Regions from separate parts of the Homo sapiens genome. Here region 2 is linked to region 1. Evidence: chromatin contacts called from ENCODE Hi-C or POLR2A ChIA-PET data. All regions are on one chromosome and are shown on one strand. The core of a region is the stretch at or near the end of the contact, and the rest is flanking DNA. Distances in the headings are between cores, read along the strand shown.

What was found. A loop is a pair of places that touch in the nucleus more often than their neighbours do. ChIA-PET counts read pairs that join two places held with the same protein, here RNA polymerase II (POLR2A). Pooled maps may share reads with other maps.
Region 2: a pooled map shows a loop between it and region 1 (14-fold over the local background). The contact joins the promoter of RPS6KA2 here to the promoter of WTAP in region 1. A Hi-C loop is called at or near these places in 6 of 50 pooled maps. POLR2A ChIA-PET finds 5 or more read pairs at or near these places in 2 of 52 experiments (PC-3 and Panc1).

What each region holds. Positions count from the first base shown.
Region 1 is chr6:159,724,991-159,730,105 of GRCh38, forward strand. It overlaps WTAP (WT1 associated protein), which reads left to right and starts at 2,516. Exons shown (of 8, transcript NM_001270531.2): 1 at 2,516-2,713. It also overlaps a transcript of SOD2 not described here. RefSeq lists enhancers at 1,727-2,324, 1,805-1,894, 2,245-2,374, 2,325-2,922 and a silencer at 2,385-2,934.
Region 2 is chr6:166,625,424-166,630,685 of GRCh38, forward strand. It overlaps RPS6KA2 (ribosomal protein S6 kinase A2), which reads right to left and starts at 1,828. Exons shown (of 21, transcript NM_021135.6): 1 at 1,498-1,828. The coding sequence starts at 1,596. RefSeq lists silencers at 1,698-2,047, 2,108-2,277, 2,528-2,587.

The sequences.
Region 1 (5,115 bases), core at 1,266-3,765:
AAGAAAACAAAACAGAAGTACAGTGGGATGCAAAACACACCTACACAAAGAACCAACTTTCCCTATGCTCAGCTCCGGGACTTTAGTATGCAGATTTCTGTATATGCTCGCAGAAGGTCCTAAATCCAATCTCCTGCATATAAGGAAAGACTACACTATCACAACACAGATACACTACTAGAGTACTGTGTTCAAAAGCTCAGAGGGGCCAGTGGTGGTGGTTCATTCCTGTAATCCCAGCACTTTGGGAGGCCAACCTGCAGGCGGATCACCTGAGGTCAGGAGTTCCAGACCAGCCTGGCCAACATGGTGAAATCCCATCTCTATTAAAAATACAAAAATCAGCAGGGGATGGTGGCGCATGCCTGTAATCCCAGCTATTCAGGAGGCTGAGCTGAGAGAATCGCTTGAACCCAGGAGACAGAGGTTGCAGTGAGCTGAGATTGCACCACTGCACTCCAGCCTGGGCAACACAGTGAGACTGTCTCAAAAAAAAAAAAAAAAACCCAAAGAATAATTATTTTTTCTGTGTATCTTAGTTATATTAGTTAACAGTTAAGTTCATTTGTTTCAATTTGCTTTCAACCTTAGGATTTACTTTGTTTCCTTTTTTATTTACTTTTTTGGCTATGTAAAACTAAAAGTTCAAAGACAGAGAAATCTTGTCTCCACCCCCCACTCTTTATAGGCAACTAAAAATGTTAAGTTTCCAGGATATCCTTCCAATTCCTCCCCGAAAATAAGCATATACACATAAATATTCATATTAAATATAAATATATATTTTTATGTATTTAAGTAAATACATAAAAGCATATATGCTTATTTTTGCTTTTGAATACAGTGAATACTTACTACACTTAAATATTTAAGTGAATACTTAATACAACCTGAGACTCATTCCAAAGCAACACACGATTATTTCCTGAATCTTTTTAATGGTTGCATTGTGTTCTACTGTATGGATGCACCATTCCCAATCAGTTCCCTATTAACGGATATTTGGGTTATCCCTAACTTTTGCTATGACAAATAGCACTGCAATAACCTTGTATACCTATTGTTTCCATGTGTGGAGCTGCACCTTCAGAATAAGGTTAGGGTTAGAAGTATAACTGCAAGGTATAAGAATAAACACAAGTAATTTTGTACTCCGTGGAACTTGAACCATTTTTCCACTCCCACCAGGAAAGGTAATTTCAACGTGTATTTCCATTGTAAGTGAGGTGGAGCGACTTTCTATGTTTAAAGACCATTACGGTATTTTTTCTGAGAATCATCTGTTCATGTCCTTCCCCATTTTCTCCTTTGGCTTTTGCACTTTTTGTTTTCAATTTTTGAGAGCTCTTGTGATACGAGTTGCAAAGATTTTCTCCAGACCGATCTGATTCACTGGAAATATACTACGACCATCTGGAATGTACTTTAATCTTATCCTAATAAATCACCTTACTACAAGACACTCCTTTGGGGATGAACAGGTTTGATAAAGCCGGCTAAGGACAGACCAATCAAAAGAATTACGTGCTCTTCTAGTAAGTGTTTAGAGACTGTTTCACGTTCTCCAGGTAACACCGCCATTACTCGGCGGTCCAGATGGCAGTCTTACTTCAGGGAGTCTACTCCACTTGCAGGACCTCTTTGATTGAGTTCACTAAACCTCACAGGGCCGCCTTCCCCGTGTTCCAGTTAGCAAGGGGCCCTCAACGCCGCGGACACAGCGCAACCTCCGACGCCAGAGAACAATAGCTCCTCGATGCGTCTCCAGAGATGTCAAGGAGGAACGAACCCAGCGGCCAGGAGACTGCGCCTCACGACTGATGAGAGGGAAGGCATCGGTTTCTAAGTTCTCAAAACTTACAGGTGAGCTTCTGCTAAGAGTAAACGCCCGCGGCTCGCCGCCCACGGCCTCTCTCTTGAGGTGGCACCTGGTCCTCCGACACGCGGAAGCATCACGGATGAGCGTCACGAACACAGAGCGGCCAATCACGCGCCGCCTTCGCCCAGATCCCTCCGCACGAGGCAGCCCCGCAGCCGCAGGTGGCCCCGGCGAGTACTTCCACCTTCCCTTCCCGTGATGCCCTGGGGCTGACCTCCGACCTCGCTGGCCCGCCCCTCCCCTCGGCCGCTTCCCTTACTGAGCTTGCTGAGCTCCGGGGCCCGCGGAGCTCGCGCCAGGCTCCTGGGAAAGGACGGGGAGTGTTACCGGGGAGCAGCTGCTCCATTGTGCCTCGAGGCCCCGATCGGGCTAGGCCGACGGCCTCCCTCCCTTCACCTTTCCTCTCCTGGCGGGGTTCGGCGGCGGGCGAGTGACTGCGGCCACGCCTGAAAGGCGACTCTCCTGTGAGTGGGCCAGAAGGCGAACATGGCGGAGCGGGGAGGCTGGCGGGAGGCGGGAGGCGGGAGGCGGGAGGCAGTGGCGCTGGCCTGCGGCGCGTTCGGACCGGCTGTGGGGCGGGGCAGGGCGGAGCGGAGCCGTGCGGCGGGGCGGGGCCGGGCGGCGGGGCCTGGTTTCCTCCCTCAGCGCCATTTTGTGGCAGCGAGACCCACAAATAAAGGGGAGCGCAGGGGTTGCGGCGGGACTAGGAGCGCGGCGGGGCCGGCGGCAGAGCTGTCCGGCTGCGCGGTGGCCCGGGGGGCCCGGGCGGCAGGGCAAGCAGCGCGGCCTCGGCCTATGCGACCGGTGGCGCCGGCGCGGCTTCTGCCTGGAGAGGTAGGCGCGGGCCGGCTGGCGGGAGCGGACGCGGGGGACCTCCGGGGCCTGAGGGCTGATGCGCAGCCGCCCCCGGCGGGTAAGGGGCGGGCAGGGCCCGAAAGGCCACACGGGCCTGGTGCGGCACCGGTCTCTCGTGAGCCGCTCTACCTTCCCGCCTGCGGGGAACACTTCCGCCGCTTCGAGGCCATTTTATCTCTGTCCTCCGTCCCCAAGGCCCGGGTTGAGAGGGGTGCTCTGGCGGCCGGAGAGACCGGCCACTCACGGAGGCCGGAGGATGCCCTCCCCGGGCTGAGCGGCGGCGCTCGTTTTTTCCTCGCCTCGGGGTCGCCCCCTTCACCTCCCTTGGGCCTCTCCTGAGGACCTGGCGGCACTAACGAGTTCAGCAAGGAAAAAAAGAAACATTCGTTCCCTACATTTCATGTCACGCAGTAGGATGTTACTACGTTCTCTTGTAGACTTCCATTTTTAAATGAGTATAAGCATTCTGAGGAAAGAAACTGAATTATTGCAGATTTTTGTGAAATCCAAGTCTTACCTTGGATCCCTGTGAGACAGTTACTAGATTTTTTTTTCACCGTTTTTCATAAGTCTGTGTACACGTAATGGAAAAGCCCGAGTTCTTGTTTTGATAAGAAAGTCACTTGGTTGTTTGATCCCAAAGGATTAGCTTAACATTATCAAGGACTAGCATAACTGTGATTATGTAAAAAAAACAAAACAAAACAAAAAAACTATTATTTAGTCTGGTAGGGAAATACTTCTATGAGTATGTTACAATTGGAAGTTGTATTTGTGCCTATTTTATCTAGTTTTAGTTAATTCCATTGCTTCGGAAGATAAGTGGACGTCATAGATCCATCGCAAGTTCTCGTTTTTTGGATTTTAAAATTTTGACCATTAAGTTTTCTACGATAGATAAACATGTTGTGGACATTTAAAACCGTAATTTAAAACTATGAGCGAAAAATCTTTTCAAGATGGATACATTTTAATTCATTCAAGTAGCATCTGATTAGCCAAGTCGGGGAAAGATTGCAGTCCGCAAAGCTGGCTTGTGATAAGGTTGAGGTTACATTTTAAGGGTTTGGGTAGGTGTGTTTCTTACAGTGCTTTTATATGTTAAGGTATCTTAAGCAGACACATGGTTTAAAAGTTCAGTATTTTTAGTACTTTTTCATTGGCAGAATTTGGACAAGCTACCAGAATTGCTAACTCCTAAAGGATAAAAGTAATAATAATAGTGTGTCCCAGGCACTGCTTATTTTTACATGGCTCTTTTATGTCTAGCTTTTCCAATTCAACGTTGAGTCATGTTTGCTGAAAATATTTTTGTGTATTGTTTGTCAGAAATAAGCTGGTAGAGATGAAACACAATGTGTAAAAAGCCCTGTGATGTGGAGATGAGCATTGTCACAATTTGTACAGTACATTAAAGCGTTCAAGGTCTCTTATGGTCTTGTATGTAGTATTGAATCCCCTTGAATATATTGTTTAGCAGTTTTGATCATTATGTATTTGCTTCTTGCTCCTCAAAATTGTACGTTAGTTAGTAGGTCCTTCAGCAAAAGAAGACTGAAGATAGTATTTTGGTTTTATTCTTGTTTTTAATTTTTTTAGTTGTCTCCAACTTTTCTGCCTCTAAATATTTTGCTTCTTGTAGTTACTAAGCTTAACACAGAAAAACTTTTCAGTATCTCCACAATAGTAAACTTCATTGTGTATTGTGTATAACAAGATGTTCCATCTGACTAAAATATATTGCTGTAAATATTTTCTGCCTTTGAAGATGTAGTTAATAGAATTTAATCTTTTCTAAGTGCACATTGAAGTTGCCTTTTATGTTCATATTATGTTCATATTTTATTTGAAAAATCTATAGCATTTTTATTGTGCTGAAAGCATTAATATTTGCAGCACTTTGTGAGACAGGCAAAATTATCTTTTTGCTGACTTGGAAACTGCAAGAGTTAAAAGACTTGCTTGGAATCACACATGGCAGATAGAGGATAAGGAAAAGATGGCCTTTCAGTTCCTCATCAGTACCTTGCTACTACAGTGTCTGCAGATTGGTGTCTTACATTCAGCTATGATTTGTTCGCCAAGGTACCGTGTCTTCTTACTGAAGTTGTTTTGGCTGGCGCTTGCCTCCGTTCAGAGGGAACTGAGTTACCTAACTTTATGATGCTAAGAGCCAGGAAGGTACTGGGATCTGGGATGCTAGGCACCTAACCAGTCTAGACTGAACTCCATACTAAGCTGTTTTTCTGTGTTAAGGCATCAAGAGTAGATGGTGGTCCTGATTTTCTGAGATATATTATCTCTGAATTATCTACATAAATAACTGAAACTTTTATGTAATTTTAAAACTAGTCAATCATGTTACCACCCTTTTGAGGGGC
Region 2 (5,262 bases), core at 578-3,077, 6.9 Mb after region 1:
TGTATCCAGAATCAGGCAGATTCCTGAACTCCCACTGGTCAGCCAGTGTCTAGTGCTGCTCTTCATAAACAATGCCTGGAGTGTGCTCACACGTGTACCTCTTCTTGGCAAAGACAGTAAATGGAAGGAGACAAGGAGTTGTCTAATAAACTTGGCATTGAGATGAAACAGGAAACAAAGACATGTATCCGGATAAAGATAAATACTGTTCTGAGTTTCTGATCTTGTCAACTTCAGATTTTTTAAGTGCCTGTGTCCCAGGAAAATGATTTGCCTCACTGGTGTGCTTCATTTCTTTCAATATTAGACTTAAAAGCAAGCCCTCCTCCAGTACTGGATTAACAGTTTTGTTTGAAAGATGTGTTTTACCCTCGGGAACCGGCCATACTGATCCTATCTAGTACTTCCAATTCTGATTTAGGGATGCCATAAGAGAAACTTTTTAAACAAGTAATTCTCTTCTACTTTTTTGTCTATTCCTCAGGTCTCTCAATGGTTACAGAACCCATGTCTGTGTCTAATATCATGGCAGCTGGGACAAAGAAAACCAAGATGAAACATTTGAGATTGTTCCAGCTGAAACAAACCAACCAAAACCCCACAGGTGCCAGCCTTGAGGCAAAGGCGGGACAGTGTCAGGCGAAATCTTTGGGTCCCAGCCTCAGTCTCCCCATCACCATGTCTTTTTCACTTAAACACGTTTCACTGTTTTGTCATCTATAGATTCAACAATGTGATTTGGACACTGGGAATAAGAGAATAAGATTTGATGGTTGAAATAAAACACACCACGAGAGAACCGTCCACAAGGAAACTCTAAGATGCCAAGATGCGGGACAGGTAGAAAGGACAGGGCTTTGGGAGTACTCTGGGTTTTCAGGACGAATCTGTATCAGCCTCGGCGCTGCGAGGATATTGCATCAGGCTCTTTACTCCTGAACGCCGTTTTAGACGCCTAAGCAGATTGTGCTGCTGCCTGTTCTTCCCCGTTCTGTGAATTCTACACTGACTTCAAGTGCACGAATGAGCTACAAGATAAGGTGGAACCTGCCGGCCGGGCACGGCAGACAGCACCTGATCAGCGCCTCGGAGGGCGGAGCTGGGGGGCTTCTCCACTCGGGACTTTGAGGGACCCCCGCGGAGCGCTCCGCGCCACTCGGCGGTCTAGCTGCAGAGAAAGCCCCTCCTCACCCGGGGCTCCCTGTGGCCCACAGGGGACCATCCCACACCCCGTGCAGCCAGCGGCGGAGAAACCAGCTGGAAATGCAGTGGGGGTGGAGTTGCCCCCGCGAGGACCCACGGACCGCCCAATTACTACGGAGTCCCAGCGATAACGTTTGGAGCCGTTTGGTTCGATTTTCGGAACCGGACCAGCTTTCCAGTAACTTGAACTCCCTGACGGGTCTCGGGGTCCACCCAGGGGTGGCGAGGCGGGCTCGGGCGACCACGGCCCGCTCAGTGCCCGGCACCTGCGCGCCCCGAGGGCGGCCGCATTACCTCGAGCCGGCTCAGGCTGGAGCTCTTGGAGCGCGACTTCCTGCGCAGGTACACAGAGAAGAACCTGCGCACGGCGAACTTCTTCATGCTCAGGTCCATCGCCCCGCGCCCAGCCCGGAGCAGCCGCAGGGCCGGGGGACGCGCATCCCCGGCATCCCAGGCGCGGGGCTCAGGTCCGCGGGCGGGCACGCGTGGCCAGGGAGCCCGGCACGGCGGCCATGGGCGCGGGGCGTGGGGCGCGAGCTGCGGTCACAAAGGGCAGGCCGCGCCGGCCACCGCGGCCGGGGCCACAATCGCTCCCTCCGCCTCCTTCTCCGCCTCCCCTGCGAGTACCAGCGCCGGCCACGCGCCACGCCTACACCACGCCCACCACCACTACCACCAATCAGCGCCCGCCGCTCCGCGCCCCGGCACGCACACCTCCTCCTCCTCCGCCCCGCCCCGCCACTACGGCCAATCAGCGCTCACCACCCCTCCCGTTCCCACCCACCACCAGCACTGCCAATGAGAGCCCACCGCCCCGCCCGGGAGAGCCCCGCCTCTGCCGATACCTCCAATCATCAGCGCCGCCCTGTGGTTCCAGGTGCCCATCCCTCCTCCTCTTTCTACTCCTTCCTACAAGAACCAGCTCCGTGCAGCCCCGCCCCCACGCGGTTCCGCCCACGGCCCCGCCCACAGCACTGCCCGCCAATCAGTGCCCGCAGCCGCCGCATACCTAATGAGCCTCGGCCCGGGACAGCTCCCGGCCCGGGCGAGTTGTGCAGCTGCTCCGGAGCCGCGCAGTCGCGGGCGTTCCTGTCACGCAACTTCGGCCCGGCTGCTCTTTCTTCCAGCTTGGGGCCGTCATTATGTTTTCCTTCCTTAAAACATCCCTATGCACACTTTGTCATCATGTTTTTCTCTGCCGAACCAAACTTTAATTGTTGATCAGCAAACGCAGCCAAAACCTCAGCGGCACAGCGAGCGAGGGACCGCCGCCTGCCAGCGGGCCCTGCAGCTCGGCCAGGAGCCGCCCTCCGCGGAACCGGCGCCTTCCCTCCGCCGGAGCGGACAAAGGCGCCCGAGGGCGGGGGCTCAGGCAGCCCTCGGGGCGCCTCCCTCCCGCGGCTGCAGAACAAAGACGCATCCGCCCTCCGCAGCCGGTCCCGCTCTAGGAAACGTCTACACAGATGGCTTATCAGGGCCCGCGCTGGGAATACCCGGGCGGGGTGACCTGGGTCTAGGGCAAGGCCCTCAGACCCGCTGCTGGCGGCAGCGCCGCTCGGGATCCGCCTTAAAGGGAAACACTTTTTTCTTTTTTTTCCTAGAAATGCTCACCAAGGGCTGCAGCAGGGCCGAGAATGCGGGCTCACGACCCCGTGCAGCCTGCTCTGTTTTCCTCTTGTGCACGTGTTGAGTTTGTATTTAAAAACAGGGAGAAACCGAGCCCATTGACATAGCACCATCACCACCTGCAAAGAGCAGAAACGAGTGCGGTGGTGAGTTGACAAGTCTTGCTTGCTCTTTTGCAGTGCGAACTGCAAAATCCTCGCGTTGTTTTGCTCCCTGGACTAGTCAGATGTTGCGTTAATACTTGTGTAGTCTATTTTGGCTAAGGTGGGTAGAGAGGTCAGAATGTCCTTAAATAAGAGCTTTAAAGTCATGCTGCATCCGGGCTGAGGTGAGGTCAGATAGGCTCTCTGGGTTTCCTGGAGACCCGCGTTGAGCGGTGCTGCTCCGGAGTGGAAGCCGGGAGTTTAGCACCACGACTCTGGCGCTGCCCCTTCCTTGCTTGGTGAACTTGGGTGCCGTTGCACGTTGTTCCCACGACTCATCTCTAAGAGGAAAATACGAGTGAAACCTGTCTCACCTCCCTTACTGGATACCAAGAGGCTTATGCAAGATCACGGATGTGGGAGTGCTTTGTGAATTTAAATAGTGCAATTGATTTTCATATTATGTATTAAAGGATCTATAATGACTATTCTTTAAAAACAGAAGTGCAGGACCCCACAAGGACACCAAACACCACTTTTTGCTCCTTTTCAAGATGGTGTGCCAGTTAAGTGCCCATGAAAACTGCTTTGCCTGCTTCCTTTAAGGTTCTGCTGGGAGGGTAGTAATCTGTGCTCTCAGAACCAGCCTCTTAGTGCCCTGTATCCCTGCTGGGACCCTCAGGCATCCTGGCTCTAGGCAAACACAAAGACACTCTGTACCCAGCACGGGAAGAGGTAGATGGACCTCCAACTGGACACAGACTCCGGGAATGAGGGAGGACCAACCCGACCATGCTTCCCTCGGAAGGGGAGCCAGTAATACTGGCCGGAGACAGGAGTGCTGAATGCCACCTATACCAACTCATGGGCATCCTGTTCAGGACAAAAGCCCCAAGGCAGGCAGGCCTAAGTCAAGGCTTGTGTTGTACCAACAATAGTATTTTGACCTGATCTGACAAAATTGGAAAGGAAATATTTCATGGGACATTCATTAGTTCCCCAAATTTGAAGGCAACAAAACTGTTCTGTTGAACTTGGGAGGGAAAATCATTCAGATTTCACTGGAATTCATTGCTAGAACAATAAATCTGTTTGCCTTTGTTTTTCTCCTGGTAAAATACACGTATACCAAAATCTCTAGTGATCATGGAACACTACTTCATGTGATTATGTAATGAAATCCTCCAAAACCACTAAATCTAGGGTAGGTATAATATCAAGACCCACTGTAACCGAAATCCAAATTATCCTTACCAAATACCAGAAAAGAAAGTGAACTTGATAAAGGCTCTTGCCCAGATGATGGAATGGGAGAGGACTGAAGAGAAGATAAAGAGCTTGGTAGACCTCTGAGTATCTCACATTTCCTCTGACTCAAGCACAGTAAGTTTGAGACTGAATTCCGTGGTGACTGCTGCTTCTATGAGTACCAGATTAGCTGATGTGTGGTCAATGCAATTCCACAAGTGATTATCGAGCACTAACATCTGGCACTGTGGTGGTCATTTGTGACACAAAATGATTACAACATCCCAAGAAGTTCACAGTCTTATGGAAGAGAAGGTGAGTGAACAGACAAAGCTCATGCCGTTTTTATGTAAAGTGAAAGAAATGCGTAAGAGATGAATGAGAAGCCAATTCTAATTGGCGAAGTCAAGGAGGAGATGGCCTTTGCTCTGAACCCCTGAGGGTAAGAAGATGAGGGAATAAGTTTCCTGGACAGACAAGAGGAGGCGGGAGTCCCAGGCTGAGGAATAACAGGGCACTGTCAGGCAGCTGTGACAAGGTTTCCCATCTCTCCCTGCTACACAGGCACCTTGTGGGTAAGGCTGGTGTGCTCTCTGCATATGGGAAGATGCCACATTCTCGGGGCACCCCACAGGAGTGGCTTGAGTGACATCCAAGAGCTTCTAATTAGTCAAGTACCACAAATGTCTGTTCGTCTCCAAACAGTCCTACAGGCTGCTGAAAGTTTCAAGCTTCTAAAACTCCCACATATTTTCAATAAAACGCTAAATTGCACTTCAAGTGAAACTATATATCTTTAAAATAAATTGAAACATTCGGTCTTCATTAGGACTAAAGTTTTGCCATGGGAGGTGAATTCACTAGGTTCACCTGATGCAAAACTTCACCAGGATCACCAGGGTCACCTGGTGCTGGCCATCTGCGAAAGCAGGAAGTCGTGCTTTTCCGGAGTATCAGCATTCGAAGGCTCTGCCCATCACAGGCATCCTGCTGGATGCTCCAGAGACAGTGTCCAGCCAGTACGAGGGAGGGAGGTGGGCTT